Regions from separate parts of the Homo sapiens genome. Here all the other regions are linked to region 1. The links are chromatin loops, found by intact Hi-C in ENCODE. Cell type or tissue: MCF 10A. All regions are shown on one strand.

Region 1 (5,000 bases):
ACTGGCATTTGGACCGAGGGTATCTGCTCCTCATTGACTGTCGGCTGGGGTCTGCCTTCAGTTTCTTGCCATGTGGACCTCTCCATAGGGCAGCTCACAACATGGCAGTTTGAGTCATCAGAACAAGGAAGCATCAAGAGTTAGAGAAAGAGGGACTGCAAGATGGAAGTCACGGTCCTTTATTACCTAATTTTGGAAGTGATGTATCATCACTTTTGCTCTATTCTGTTGCTTAGAAGCAAGTCACTAGGTGTAGCCCATGTTCACGGGGAGGGGATGAGTACCAGGCAATGGGGATGACTGACAACCATTTTAGAAGGTGTCTGCTACAATATATGAAGATTCCCGGTGGGCAGTAGCTATAATGAACAAATGTGAAAACCTTTGAAAAGCAGAGCTCACTACAAAAATAAAAGGAATCTACTGAATTATGTATTAGGGTCAAGAAATTTTAACAATCATATGACACTATTAATCAGAGATCAGGGCCGGGCACAGTGGCTCATGCCTGTCATCTCAGCACTTAGGGGAGGCCAACGGGGGAGGATCACTTGAGGCCAACAGTTCATGAGCAGCCTGGGCAACATGGCAAAACCACATCTCTACTAAAAAAAAAAAAAAAAAAAAAAAAGGCAAAAAATTAGCTGAGCACGTGGTGACGCTTGCCAGTAATCCTAGCTACTTGGTAGGCTGACGTGGGAGCATTGCTTGAGACCAGGAGGTCAAACCTGCAGTGATCTGTGATTGTACTGCTTTACTCCAGCCAAGGCAACAGAGCAAGACCCTGTCCCCCCAAAAATGTGTTGATTCCGATCACTGCCAGGTTGTCCAAAGACTGCATTTAAAAGTGCATTTATATTAAATACTGATTTGATAATATGTTACCAGACTGACGCTAAAGTTAAAAGGCATCCATTTCTTCTACATGATGTTTTATCATATATCCATAGCCCTTTCTAGTTATTTTAGTATATGTGTGTTTTTATGGAGCTAGAGATTAAAACATTTTAAATATGCATGTCAGTTCTCATTTAGCAATATTACAACATTTAATTCTGCTATGTAGTCTTTGTAATTAGCTGTATATATCTTTATCTTCTTTAACAACCACATATCATTTCCTTTCAGTAGACACATGTGAGAGTCATTATTTACTTAATCATCCCCTTATCTCTGGGACATATAAGTTGCTTCAATGTTCTGCCATAAAAAGCAATACTGTAATTGAGTATCTTTTGTGTAATAAGTTTTTTTCCCCATAATTTAAATTATGTCTTTAGGATAAAGTTCCAGAAAAGCAATTAGAATACAAACATTTTAATAGCTGTGTCAAGTTGTTATCCAAATGTGTAGAAGTCTTCGGTTTTCATACAAGCAAATACTGCTCTATCAATCAGCCACAGGGTGAGTTCCTCAAAGGCAGGCACTGTATCTTACTTTTTAATTTTGTTTAACCATAGCATCTAGGCTAGACGCAACATTTAATGAATATTTTTGGACTGAATTAACACAAATTTTAAACATTTGAGACTTCAGGAAAAATATTTAGGCTAGATCTATTAAAACTTTTTTTTTTTTCTTAATCAAGAGATGTTGCATTTCCACGCAGATTTCATTGAGATGTGGAGCATGGGCCTGTACCAAGCACCAAGCTCCATGTTGCCCTTTCTGGATTTCATTTAACTCTCATGCCTCCCTCCCCATCCCCACCTCAACAGTTGGAATTCCACATGGCAACAGAATGAAATGCTCAAAAGGCAAATTGGATTCTGCCACAAACTTACCGTTTCAGAGGATCCCAGGAGACACCTGTTGGCCTGGCAAGCCCCCAACATTTGAAAAGAAACAGGAGGCCCTCTTTCCTGGGGAGAATATTATAGTGTTGAGGGGAAACTGCACTTAGATAGAGACAACATTTCCTCCCAATAACCAGAATCGTGAGAATTTTCCTGAGTTCAGTTCAGCCTTGAGTAATGGGTCAATTTAGCCCAACTACGAGTCACAGTTAAATAACATTGAAGTAAGCAGGGCACAAATGACCTTCAGAAAATATCTCTATTGGTCAAAATCTAATCTGACTAATGCACCCTGCCACCCTGCAGCACATAATTCTGAGAACTCCAGAGAACCTTCCCCCACCCTTTTAAGGAATGTTCATCTACTTATTTCAAGAGCTGTCACCCTCACTTTTCCGACCCAGAAGATGTTTGCACAAGATCAGTGTGTGTGAATGGCCCAACCAGAATGTAGTTGCACCCCAGCGTCCAACAGCAACCTCTTAGCCACTAAACTTGAGCCGCAGCGCCCTCTGGTGGTCACTTGACAGTTTGAGTTCTCCAGGCCCCCTTTTTAACTGGGGAACATCTCGCCTAACCAGCACCTCTGTTTCTCACCTTTTCGCGCAGGTGAAGGAGGCCATGCAGCGGATTCACGACCGAGGGAACATTGGCAAGTTAATTCTGGATGTAGAAAAGACCCCAACTCCACTGGTGAGTGAAAAGCAGAGGAGTCTGTTCAGTTCCACGCGAGAGAGCACCACGGGTCAATCAGATGCAGACACGGGTGGGGTAGAAGGAAGTACAGGTAGCCTGTGGGCTAGTGGAGGAGACCAGGGGTAATCAAATGATGTCATACATGAGGGATTCATGACAAACTGAGATGAATGCTGAAAAGGAAAGGCCAGTGCTTCAGTGAGAGCATATCAAAAGCAATCTGAAGGCATAGGCAGGAAAGCATAGCAACAACAGACCTGTCTATTACAGCTGCTAGCTCTTGGGAGAAATTCCTGGAAAATTTCAATAATTTCACATTCATGTTCCTAACAGAATGATGCCAGCTGCTTCCGAGATGCTCCCTGATGGTTCCACAGATTTTTTTTTTCTTTCTTTCAGAGAGAGAGTCTTAAACTCTGTCACCCAGGCTGGAGTGCAGTAGCACTATCTCAACTCACTGCAGCCCCCGCCTCCTGACTGAAGTGATCCTCCCACCTCAGCCTCTTGAGCAGCTGAGACTACAGGAGACCACCACCACACCCAGCTAATTATAATTATTATTGGCCAGGGGAGGTGGCTAACGCCTGTAATCCCAGCACTTGGGGAGGCTGAGGCGGGTGGATCATCTGAGGTCAGGAGTTTGAGACCAGCCTGGCCAAGATGGTGAAACCCCGTCTCTACTAAAAATACAAAAATTAGCCGGGTGTGGTGTCAGGTGCCTGTAATCCCAGCTACTGGGGAGGCTGAGGCAGGAGAATCGCTTGAACCTGGGAGGCAGAGATTGCAGTAAGCCGTGATTGCGTCATTGCACTCCAGCCTGGGGGACTAGAATGAGACTGTCTCAAAAATGATAATAATAATAATATAAAATAATAAAAATAATGTAAAATATAAATAAAAATATAATTTAAAATATTATTTATATTATTTTTAGAGACAGAATCTCACCATGTTGCCTAGGCTGGTCTTGAGCTCCTGAGCTCAAGCAATCTGCCTACCTCGGCCTCCCAGAGTGCTGGGATTATAGGCGTGAGCTACCACACCCAGCTGTGATTTTTTTTTTCTTTCACCAGAATAAAACCCTTATATCCCAGGGATACCACCAGGAGTATAGCATGTCAAACTCACATCCCACCTATTCTCCCTGGGGCCTCTCGAGGAGGAACTATGTAGTGGTGTGGTCAGTGCACAGACCATCCGACTGCATGGATTCAAAACCTTGAGCCCCTGTTTATGACCTGGGCAAGTTACATGACTACTCAGCTTTGATCCCCTATCGGTAAAGTGGAGATTGATAAGTTCCCAGTTAGAATAGTATTCATAAAGCATTGTCTGATATGTACTAAGTTCCAGGTCATCTTTTTTTGAGATGGAGTCTCACTTTATCACCCAGGCTGGAGTGCAATGGCACGATCTAGGCTCACTGCAACCTCCGCCTCCCGGGTTCAAGCGATTCTCCTGCCTCAGCCTCCTGAGTAGCTGGCATTACAGGGGCCCACCACCACACCTGGTTAATTTTTGTATTTTTAGTAGAGATGGGGTTTTACCATGTGGGTCAGGCTGGTCTTGAACTCCTGACCTCATGATACGCCCGCCTCAGCCTCCCAAAGTGTTGGGATTACAGGCGTGAGCCACCATGCCTGGCCCCCAGGTTATCTTTAACAGAAAAAATATTCGGGAAGTGTTTCTTGTTTCTTCATTTACATACACATTGATTCTTGAAGCTGCATCAGTTCTTTAAAAAAAAAAAAAAGAACTAAAATTTCTTGCATATTGTCATGTAAAGTGTTTTTTTGTTTGTTTGTTTGAGATGGGGTCTCGCTCTGTCGCCCAGGCTGGAGTGCAGTGGTGCGATCTTGGCTCACTGCAAGCTCCACCTCCCAGGTTAATGCCACTCTACCGCCTCAGCCTCCCAGGTGGCTGGGACTACAGGCACCTGCCACCATGCCTGGCTAATTTTTTTGTATTTTTAGTACAGACTGGGTTTCACCATGTTAGCCAGGATCTCCTGACCTTGTGATCCGCCCACCTCGGCCTCCCAAAATGCTGGGATTACAGGCATGAGCCACCGCACCCGGCCAGGAGTGTGTATTTTTAAAAGTATTTCCTTGACTTGTAACCATAATGTAATTTGGGTATGACAGTCATTTCATTCAATGAAGGACACCTTCAACATTGTAAAACACCCTCTTGTTAAGTGACTGATACAACATGGATATAACTTATTAAATACTTACTAAGTTCCAGGGCTGTTCAAAGCAGATGAGAGGGCAACGAGAGGGAGGGGAGGGAGTGACTTGGATCCTGAGTCTCCTGTACACCTCTTTGTAGTCTTTAAACATATGACCAAGTCTCTTTCAGTCCCATTTGGAGAAGGCAGACAGGCTCTAGGCCCATCCTGGAAGCTTATGGCTTTCAAGAAAATAGTTGGCACCAATTTCCCACCCTGGGATGCTCCTGTGTCCATCACACATGAGTTGCTCCCAAGTCCTCGGGCTGATAGGAAGG
Region 2 (5,000 bases), 300 kb before region 1:
AACTTAAAACCTAAAATGTGGTTTCTCTATATAAAAGGAGTTTGAGGCCGGGCGTGGTGGCTCACGCCTGTAATCCCAGCACTTTGGGAGGCCGAGGCGGGTGGATCATGAGGTCAGGAGATCGAGACCATCCTGGCTAACACAGTGAAACCCCGTCTCTACTAGAAATACAAAAAATTAGCCGGGAGCGGTGGCGGGCTCCTGTAGTCCCAGCTACTTGAGAGGCTGAGGCAGGAGAATGGCGTGAACCCAGGAGGCGGAGCTTGCAGTGAGCCGAGATCGCGCCACTGCACTCCAGCCTGGGCGACAGAGCCAGACGCTGTCTCAAAAAAAAAAAAAAAAGAGTTTGAGGCCGGGCGCGGTGGCTCACACCTGTAATCCCAGCACTTTGGGAGGCCGAGGCAGGCGGATCATGAGGTCAGGAACTCAAGACCGGCCTGACCAACATGGTGAAACCCTGTTACTACTAAAAATACAAATATTAGCCAGGTGTGGTGCCTGTAATCTCAGCTACTCAGGAGGCTAAAGCAGGAGAATCGCTTGAACCCGGGAGGTGGAAGTTGCAGTGAGCTGAGTTTGCACCACTGCACTCCAGCCTGGGCAACAGGGCGAGACTTGGTCTCAAAAAAAAAAAAAAAAAAAAGGTAGTTTGAATTAATGAGATTTAACAAACATTATGCCTAATAGGTAATATAACAAGGGCAATGAAATCACCAATTGTATCTGAAAAAACAACCATAGCTATTTCTTTCTCCTTCCTGTATCTTCCTCCCGCTTCTTTTACTGATAATATTTACGGATCATTTTCCACGTATAAGCCTTGGAGCCAAGTAAATTAAATAAATTAACTCGTTTATTTTTCAGAACAAAACTATGAAATAGATACTACTTGTATCTCCACGCAGAAACATACAGAAACAGAAGCTTAGCGTCAATAAATGGCTTGCCCAAATTCTCATTGCCAGTAAATGCAAAACTCTAACCCTAGTTAATAAAAGCACACATTTTGTATTAGTAAATAATCAAATTAAGCCTTGTTACTCACATGGTTGCCCCTTTAAGGAGTTGGTAGCCTCAATGCTCAGAAAGTTAAGCTCAAATATGTACTTTTAGTTCCATGGATTCCTTGTGTTGTGGTCACAGTCGAAGACTAAACAATTGCAACACGATGACCCACACTGCAGATATTTATCCAAAAACACAAAGGAACTTTTCACCTATCAGCTATCAACACGACTTTAGAGACAGTCAACAGGATTTTCAGTTGGTCAGGCAAGAACTAATCATTGAGGATCTCGTGTGTACATGACACTGTTACTAAATTCTGGGGCTACAGCAGCAAAATAAGGTGAATATGATCCCTGCCCTTATGCAGTCTGTAGCCTTGTAAGAAAGTCTAAGGAATTCAATAAGCAAGATAAACGCTGTGATGGAGAATTACAGGCTTCGTTGTGAAGCTGTCACCCTCTTGACATAATAATGGTTATACTCATAGCTACATTCAGTCCCGGTTTAACTTGATCATCTTTTATAAAACTGACTATGCTTGGCAAATTTTTTTGTCCACAGGGTAGATTCATTGCATGCACTCTTCTGGGACTTGATAAACCAATTTCTAAATGTTCACAGACTTACAAAGTAGAATAGACCAGGACTCCTGCAAAACACCTCTTAGTAATACGGAAAGAGTTTGAGACTTAGTAAAAGAATGACAATTACACGGGTGGCTAAAGGAGTGGCCGCTTCCAATATTCCTCTTGAAAGAAACATTATCACCCCCCACTGCTCGGCCCCCGCTCCTTTAATAAAAGACTACGCTTTCCATCCTGGTACCAGAATTCCAAGAAATCCCTCACACACACCCCAAGGAACCCCAGGATTGCCATTTCTCCTTGCAGGGAGAATCTTTCAGTTTGACATCTGGCTGGCTTTATTGACGGATTTCTCATGCACTTCCCTTTGCTGCAATATGCACACTATCCAGCAGAGGGCAGGATTATACAACACATTCTCCCCGTTAGACCTAAACGAGAGGATGGCACAGACCCACCAGCGTCAGAGGAGGTTAAAAAGCACAGGACACATTTTTGCCTGTGCGCTAAGAGATGACAGCATGAGAAATATTAAATACTTGGAGCTGGGACTCAATATGCCCGAGACCTGGAGTCAGTCTGGTAGTCACTTCAACTGTGGATTGCAATTTTCCCAAATGGATGGTGAAAGTTTTCTATTAGGTTGCAAAAGTAAGTGCAGTTTTCGCCATTAAAAGTAACGGCCCTCAAATCTGATTTCTCCTCTAAATTTCTATAATTCTACATTTTGGCGTATTTGATAAATAACCCTCAAATTTAATAAATGACCCTCAAATCTTATTTAATAAATGACCCTCAAATCTTATTTCTCCTCTAAATTTCTATAGTTCTACATTTTGGCTTATTCTGAAGTAACTCTCCTGAAGTTGTACTCTTTCTAGAATACAAATTGGACCACGTGTCTCCCTGGTTTAAAATCTGGGAGTAGGAATTTAGAATGTGAGATCATTCACACCTAAGGGATCCAAATCTCTCCTTCAAGTCAAGAGCAAAATCTTCCTCCCCAGTTTGGGAGTCAGAGGTTGTGTTGGTTATAGGAGTAATAATAATAATAATAGGACAATATTCGTTGATGTACCAGGCAAGTGCGAAGTGCTTTACGTGAATTAATGCATGAATTCCTCTCACTCACCCAATGAAGTCAATATTCTTACTATCCCTATTTTTAGATGAGGACAAAGAGATCCCTATTGTTAGATGAGGACAAAGACAAGAGATGAAGTGCATTGCCCAAGAGCATGCTGATAGGAAATGGTGCCACTGGGTCTAAACTCCAGAGAATGGGCTCACAGCTGCTCTTATATTGCCTTCAATGACTTTGGAGGTGGGAGAGGAGCTGACCAAAGACAACTACAGGACTTTGAACTAAGACATGTTAATTCATTCACTCATTCACATACTCTCTCAAAGACATACCAAGTGCCTACTATGTCCCAGGTACTTCATTAAGCACTGGAATCCAAAAATTTGTAATGTAGCATCCTGCCTAGTCACATGGGTTTCTGCCATAAAGTTCAGAAGCCTGGGAGTAAGAATAGGGAAGGAAAATTCACTACTGACACAATGTTAAGGTTTTGCTGGGTAGGCACAGTGAAAAGTAGAGTTCAGGGTATGAAAGGTGCTAGGGAGACAGTGGTTCAGGCAACCAACCATGAGGTCCAGCTAAAAACATGAGCACCCTCCTGATCTGCAGCCTGGCCAGTGTGTTATGAATCTGCCCCACTTCCCAGCTTTTTCCCAGCCAATCGTTCTATTTTGCTAACCGGGCTAAATGCCTCAGGCGAAGGACCAGAAATACTGGATTCCATCATAGCACAGATTATGCAACCTAGGGAAACCATTCACCATCTCTGAGCTTGCTTCTCTCATCTATAAAATGAGGCACCATTCAGCTCAATGAGTAGAAAAATATTTATAGAGGAACACAGTGTGACAGGCACGGTGCTTCATGCCAAGAACATAAGAAGATATTTCCTTCCTCAAATAGTTCACATCTGAACACATTCTAGATGTTTCTAAACTATAATTACAAAACAGTGCTTCTATCTCTGATAGAAGATTCTACAGGACACCACAACTACCGTTACTAATAGCCTATGTTTTGTGATACCTAATTTGGGCCAAGCTCTCCATATAAATTATTTTTATAATCCCTCACGATAACCCAGTGGGGCCGGGTGCGGTGGCTCACGCCTGTAATCCCAGCACTTTGGGAGGCTGAGGCGGGCAGATCACCCGAGGTTAGAGTTCAAGACAAGCCTGGCCAACATGGTGAAACCCCGTCACTATAAAAATACAAAAAACGTAGCCAGGCATGGCGGTGGGCGTCTGTAATCCCAGCTACTTGGGAGGCTGAGGCAAGAGAATCCCTTGAACCCGGGAGCCGGAGGTTGCAGTGAGCTGAGACGGTGCCATCGCACTCCAACCTGGACAACAAGAACGAAATTCTGTCTCAAAAACAAACAAACAGAAGCAAAACAAAACCCTCTGGAACAGACGTAATTTTTATGTTTTCTGACAGAAAATCTGAGGATTAAAAAATGTCAGGTACTCACTGTATTAGATTATTCTCACACTGCTAATAAAGACATACCCGAGACGGGGTAATTTATAAAGAAAGAGGCTTAATTGACTCACAGTTCAGCATGGCTGGGGAGGCCTCAGGAAGTCCACAATCATGGTGGAAGGGAATGCGAACACATCCTTCCTCACGTGGCAGCAGCAAGGAGAAGTGCAGAGTGAGAAGGTGGGAAGAACCACTTATAAAACCATCAGATCTTGTGAGAACTCACTCAATATCATGAGAACAGCATGGAGGTAAGTGCCCCTATGATTCAATTACCTCCCACTGGGTCTCTCTCACGACACGTGGGGATTATGGGAACTACAGTTCAAGATGAGATTTGGGTGGGGACACAGCCAAACCATATCATTCACCAAAAGTTGCAATGATAGTAGGAGATACCAGGCACAGTGGCTCATGCCTGTGATTCCAGCACTTTGGGAGGCCGAGGGGCAAGGATTGCCTGAACCCAGGAGTTCAAGGCCAGCCTGGGCAAGATAAAGAGACCCCATCTCTACTAAAAATACAAAAAATATTAGCAATGCACCTATAGTCCCAGCTACTTGGGAGGCTGAGGCGGGACGATCACCTGAGCCCAGGACATCAAGGCTGTGGTGAGCTGTGATTGTGCCACTGCCACTCCAGCCTGGGAGACAGGAGTGAGACCCTGTCCCAGGAAAAAAAAAAAAAAAAAAGCCTGGCACGGGGACTCACACCTGTAATCCCAATACTTTGGGAGGTGGAGGTGGGTGGATCACTTGAGGCCAGGAGTTCGAGACCACCCCTGGCCGACATGGTGAAACCCCATCTCTACTAAAAATACAAAAATTAGCTGGGCGTGGTGG
Region 3 (5,000 bases), 370 kb before region 1:
ATTAGCTGGGTATGGTAGCACATGCCTGTTGTCCTAGCTACTCGGGAGGCTGAGGTAGAAGGACTGATTTAGCCCTGGGAGGTTGAAGCTGCAGTGAGCCATGATCAGGCTGACAGAGCAAGACCCTGTCTCGAAAGCAGATGAAAATCAAACTGTCATCTCAGCCCTCCCATCTCCAACCTGACCCCCACCCCAAGCATTCACCGCTACTAAGGGAGTGCTGGTTGACAAAGACTCCATAAAACAGAGCTTGAAAATCGTTGACTTTTGATTCTTTTTATTTTAAAGATGAGGAAACTGGAACACCGTGAGGAAAAGTGAAGAGATTATCAGTGACAGAATCATGAGTTTCATCCCCTGATTTCTGGTCTGTTAGTCTTTAATTAGCAACAATGCTTCTTACAGTGCCCAGAAACCTGAGAGAGAAGAGAGGTTCAGGGAGGAAGGATGGTGGCCTGTGTACAGAGTACACGGGGGATGAGGGAGTCCTAGAGGTGCTCCCAGCCCAACACAGACAGACAGCTGCTCGATCCTCCATCCCTATTCCAGGAATACACCTATCAATCACTTTCTGCAGGTCGCAGGAGATAATTTATTTTCTATATACCACTTTATACTTTTTTTTTTTTGAGATGAATCTCATTCTGTTGCCCAGGTTGGAGTGCAGTGGCTTGATCTCATCTCACTGCAACATCTGCCTCCCAGGTTGAAGCGATTCTCCTGCCTCAGCCTCCTGAGTACCTGGGATTACAGGCACCTGTTACCACACCCAACACATTTTTGTATTTTTAGTAGAGATGGGGTTTCACCATGCTGACCAGGCTGGTCACAAACTCCTGGCCTCAAATGATAGGCCCACCTCGGCCTCCCAAAGTGCTGGGATTACAGGTGTAAGCCACTCCACCCAGCCCACTTTATACTTTTCAAAGTATTGTCACATCCAACATCTTTTTTTATCATCACAATAATCATGGGAAGGGGACAAGTTGGGCAGGTAATACTACAGTATTCACAATGTACACAACGCCTCAGAGACATTAACTAACTTGACCAACTCACTCCAGCACCAGGATTAGAACTCCAGTGGCTCCCCACGAATAAAACAAGGCAGCTATTTGGGTTACAGAATCAGCACAAATAGCAGAAGGTTTTGTGTCTCACCTAAATCAATAACTAAGGATTTCTGTTTCCAGGTAACATGAAGAAACACACTCGATTCTGCCTCTCCCATTGAATAGAGCAATAAAACATGGACACAACACACAAAGCAGCTATTTGAGGACTCTGAGAAGGAAATGGCAGCACACAGATTGGGGGAGAAGACCAGAATTTGAAATGCTGCTGAACCACAGGTGGGTTTTTCAATCTTCTTTCCTCTAGTATATCTTGGCCTGAACTTAAACACCAGACCTGGTAGTGGGCAACAGTGCAGAGACAGATGAGAAAACTGTAGGAGAAGCCATGAGGACCTGAGAAGGGAACTCCTACCTCCAAAAGAAACTATAGAAATCCCCATTTGGTTTTCTCTTTTTTCTATTTTTTAGCTGACACATAAAAAGCTGTACATTTCAGTGTAAACATCTTAATGAGTTTGGGGAAAGTAAACACCCATGAAACCATCACCACCATCAAGGCCATCAACATATTTATGACCTCCTCAAATTTTCTACTCTCCTTTGTTATTATTACTAAGATTGTTTTTTCATAAAAATCAATTTTGCGAGGGTGGCAGAAGAGCTCCAATAACAGGCACTCACAGAAGCCAAAACTCTATGGGAGAGAAATTTCTGTTTTCTGGACTTGTGATCCCAAGAGATTGAGGGAAAACCTCCATTTTTCTCTCTGTATCCCCACCACTGGCAACCAACCCACCAGAGTGGGATAATCGATTTCTAGTTTTGTAATCAGAAGGCCAAAAAGAGGAACTTCCAGGAAACAGAAAATATTAAAGGCATGAAATAAAGTAGAACTCAAGAAAACAAACCCATAAATGTGTTTATGAACATTTGGGCTCATTCTCTTACAGTGCATGTACAGATCTGATCCTACTCAGCCTACTACATAGATACATTGTTCAATGAACAAACTACCTTCCAGGATCCAGACTGGCCACTAGATGGAGCACATGCAGGGCAGATCCAAATAGCACTGAAAAGTGTTTGAAAACTGGACAAATGTTGGAATCATAACCCATAGAATGTCAGGTAGAACTTGGGGCCTGGCCTCAGACAGCCCAACTGACTGCTAAAAGAAAAATATCAACATCCTTCACAGGATTTTAGAAAGACCCAGAGTCTATTATCACTACATTTAAAATGTTCAGGATACAATCTAAAATTACTCCAACAAATGAAAAATCAAGAAAGGCTAAACTCAAATGGTAAGAGATAATCAATGGACATCAACACAAATATAATACAAATGTTGAAATTATCTGAGAAAGCCTTTAAAATATAGTATAAAAATACAGTTGGTTGAGCAAGCAACTCTAAATGCTTTTGAAACCAAAGGAAAGAGAGAAAGTCTCAGCAAAGACATAGAGGATATACAGAAGAATCAAGTCAGTATCTTAGAACTGAAAAGCACAACTGCGATTTAAAAAAAAAAAAAACCCTCACTGAATGGGCTTAATAGAATGAAGATAACAGAAGAAAGAGTCAGTGAACTTGAAGATAGAGCAAAAAAACTTACCCAATCTAAAAAGAAAGAAAAAGATTGAAAAACTTTAATAGAGCCTCATGGATCTACGTGATAATAAATGTTTTAACATTCATGTGACTGAAATCCCGGAAATAGAAAGAATACAGTACTGAAAAAATATTTGAAGATTACAAGTTGAAAACTTCCCAAATTTGGTGAAAGACATAAACCTACAGATTCAAGAAGCTGAGTAATTCCCAAACAGGACAAACCAAAATAAATCCACACCAAGACACATCTTACTCAGTTAAAAACTAAGGAAAAAGAATAAAGTCATTATCCATAGAGACACAGCAATTGAAATTACTGCAGATTTGTCACTAGAAACTGATAGTTACAGGAGGCAGCTCAATGCCTAGGCAGAAAGGGGCAGATCCCTGTTGAAACCCCACCTCCAAGGCAAAGACAATTTAAAGCCTGAAAGCCAAGCTACAGGTTAAATCCTCAGACCAGATTGAGAACTTGTCTTCCCATTTGGCATACTTTCCTCTGGTCGATCCCCACCCTTTACCTATTTTACGTTTTCCTACCCTTTCCTAATTGGTTTTCTACACTGTTGTGCCCACCTTTGAGTGGTGTCTTCATTTTAATCTTTTGCATACAAACCACTCAGCATGCACTCCCCATTCTGAGTCCATAAAAAGCCCTTGACCCAGCACTTTGGCAGGCCAAGGTGGGTGGATCACTTGAGGTCAGGAATTCAAGACCAGGTTGGCCAACATGGCAAAACCCCATCTCTACTAAAAATATAAAAATATTAGTCGGGCGTGATGGTACACACCTGTAGTCCCAGCTGCTCCAGAGGCTGAGGCAGGAGAATTGCTTAAACCTGGGAAGCAGAGGTTGCTGTGAGCCAAGATGGCACCACTGTACTCCAGCCTGGATGACAGAGCAAGGCCCTGTCGAAAAATAATAATAATAATAATAAGCCTCTGACCCAGAAACACAGAGAGGGAGGAATCACCTGACTGCAGGGGTGGGGAACAACCACCCCCCTCCCCCACAAACTCCTCTCTCTCATGAGAGCCATTTCATTGCTCAATAAAATCTTACATTCTCATCACCTTTTAATCATCAACATGACCTCATTCTTCTTGGACTCTGGACTAGAGCTTGGGACACACTGAGCTCAGGTACTCTGAAAGGCTGTAGCACTGGCCCTTTGGCCTCGCTGGTGGAGGGCAGCACCTCATATAACAGGGCAAGGGGCTGACCGAGCTGTTAACACACTGCTGTCCATCAGGCTGTGGACAGTGGAACTAAAAGAGCTAAAGAGCACACTAACGCTGCTGCTTTGGGGTCACCGGCACCTCTGCCTGGGCACCGCCATGTTCCCCTGGAGGTAACACATCTGATCTGGCCGTGGGCTGACAAGGAATTTGCTCCTGTGTTGGCACTCAGAGTGGCTGGATGAATCCTGTACTCATGAGCTCATGTGCTCCCTCCCGCAAGGGGCTGAGCGTGATGGGTCGAGTTGATGGGATGTCCCTGCTGTGAGCCCAACAAAGGGGCCGAGAAAAATCCTGTTTCAAAACTATGGGCCCAGAGGGTAGTTGCACACTATTCTTAAAGTGTTGAAATGAAAGAACTGTCAACACAAACTCTACATCCAGAAAAAATATCCTTCAGAAATAAAGTTGAAATAAGGACATGCTCAGATGAAGAAAAACTAAGAAAAATCGTTTACAACAGATCTGCCCTCACCAAATTGCTAAAGCAAGCTCCTCAAGAGGAAGGAAAATGATACCAGATAGAAATTTTAAACATCAGCAATAAAGAGCAAATGAAAGAGTAAATAGACCATTCTTCGCTTGAGAAAAAAGATGGAAAGCAAAAATTAAACACCGTTTACTGGGGTTTTCAATATACATAGATGTACTGGATGAAAAATTATAACCTAAAGGGAAGTAAAGAGATGCTTATAGGAGTGTTGATATTCCACTGGAAATGGTAAAATGTTGAATTTCAGTAGACAGTTAAAAAGCTAAATATGTAATTATAAACCTCAGGGCAACTACTTAAAAACCAGACAAAAATATATGGTTAAAACACAGTAGATTTTTTTAAAATGTTTAAATAACCCAAAAGTAAACAGCAGAGAAGGAAATAGAGGATGGAAACAAGACGGGCATGGCCCCTACTTCCAAGACAATTTAAAAAGCTGATCAATATTTACATTTTAGGATAAAACTCCTGAAGGAAAATATGAAGCAGAGCAAGCACTGTTGTAACTGCCTGGCAGAGTCTTCCTGTCTGCTGCACAAATAAAGACCACAGCATTGCAGTAAAGAGTTTAATTG

What was found. Peaks named below come from ENCODE experiments on the same cell type or tissue, not always from the same donor. Only the 100,000 strongest peaks of a DNase experiment are listed, where the experiment ranks them.
Region 2: it touches region 1 in a loop (17-fold over the local background); 104 of 110 quality-filtered maps call a loop at or near these places.
Region 3: a loop joins it to region 1, with 11 times the contacts of the local background. A loop is called at or near these places in 11 of 110 quality-filtered maps.

Annotation. Positions count from the first base shown.
Region 1 is chr16:77,969,445-77,974,444 of GRCh38, forward strand. It overlaps VAT1L (vesicle amine transport 1 like), which reads left to right. Exons shown (of 9, transcript NM_020927.3): 8 at 2,406-2,489. It overlaps LOC105371351 (a long non-coding RNA gene), which reads right to left and starts at 2,276. Exons shown (of 3, transcript XR_007065123.1): 1 at 1,785-2,276. RefSeq lists an enhancer at 1-472. In MCF 10A, a CTCF peak has its summit at 2,308 (motif pointing left); a DNase peak (open chromatin) is centred at 2,287.
Region 2 is chr16:77,673,928-77,678,927 of GRCh38, forward strand. No RefSeq gene overlaps it. Among named protein-coding and RNA genes, the nearest start is that of NUDT7, 46 kb to the right of the region's middle. In MCF 10A, a CTCF peak has its summit at 1,979 (motif pointing right); a DNase peak (open chromatin) is centred at 2,014.
Region 3 is chr16:77,597,892-77,602,891 of GRCh38, forward strand. It overlaps LINC02131 (long intergenic non-protein coding RNA 2131), which reads left to right. Exons shown (of 3, transcript NR_184319.1): 2 at 1,194-1,352. Among named protein-coding and RNA genes, the nearest start is that of LINC02131, 9.5 kb to the left of the region's middle. In MCF 10A, a CTCF peak has its summit at 2,120 (motif pointing right); a DNase peak (open chromatin) is centred at 2,110.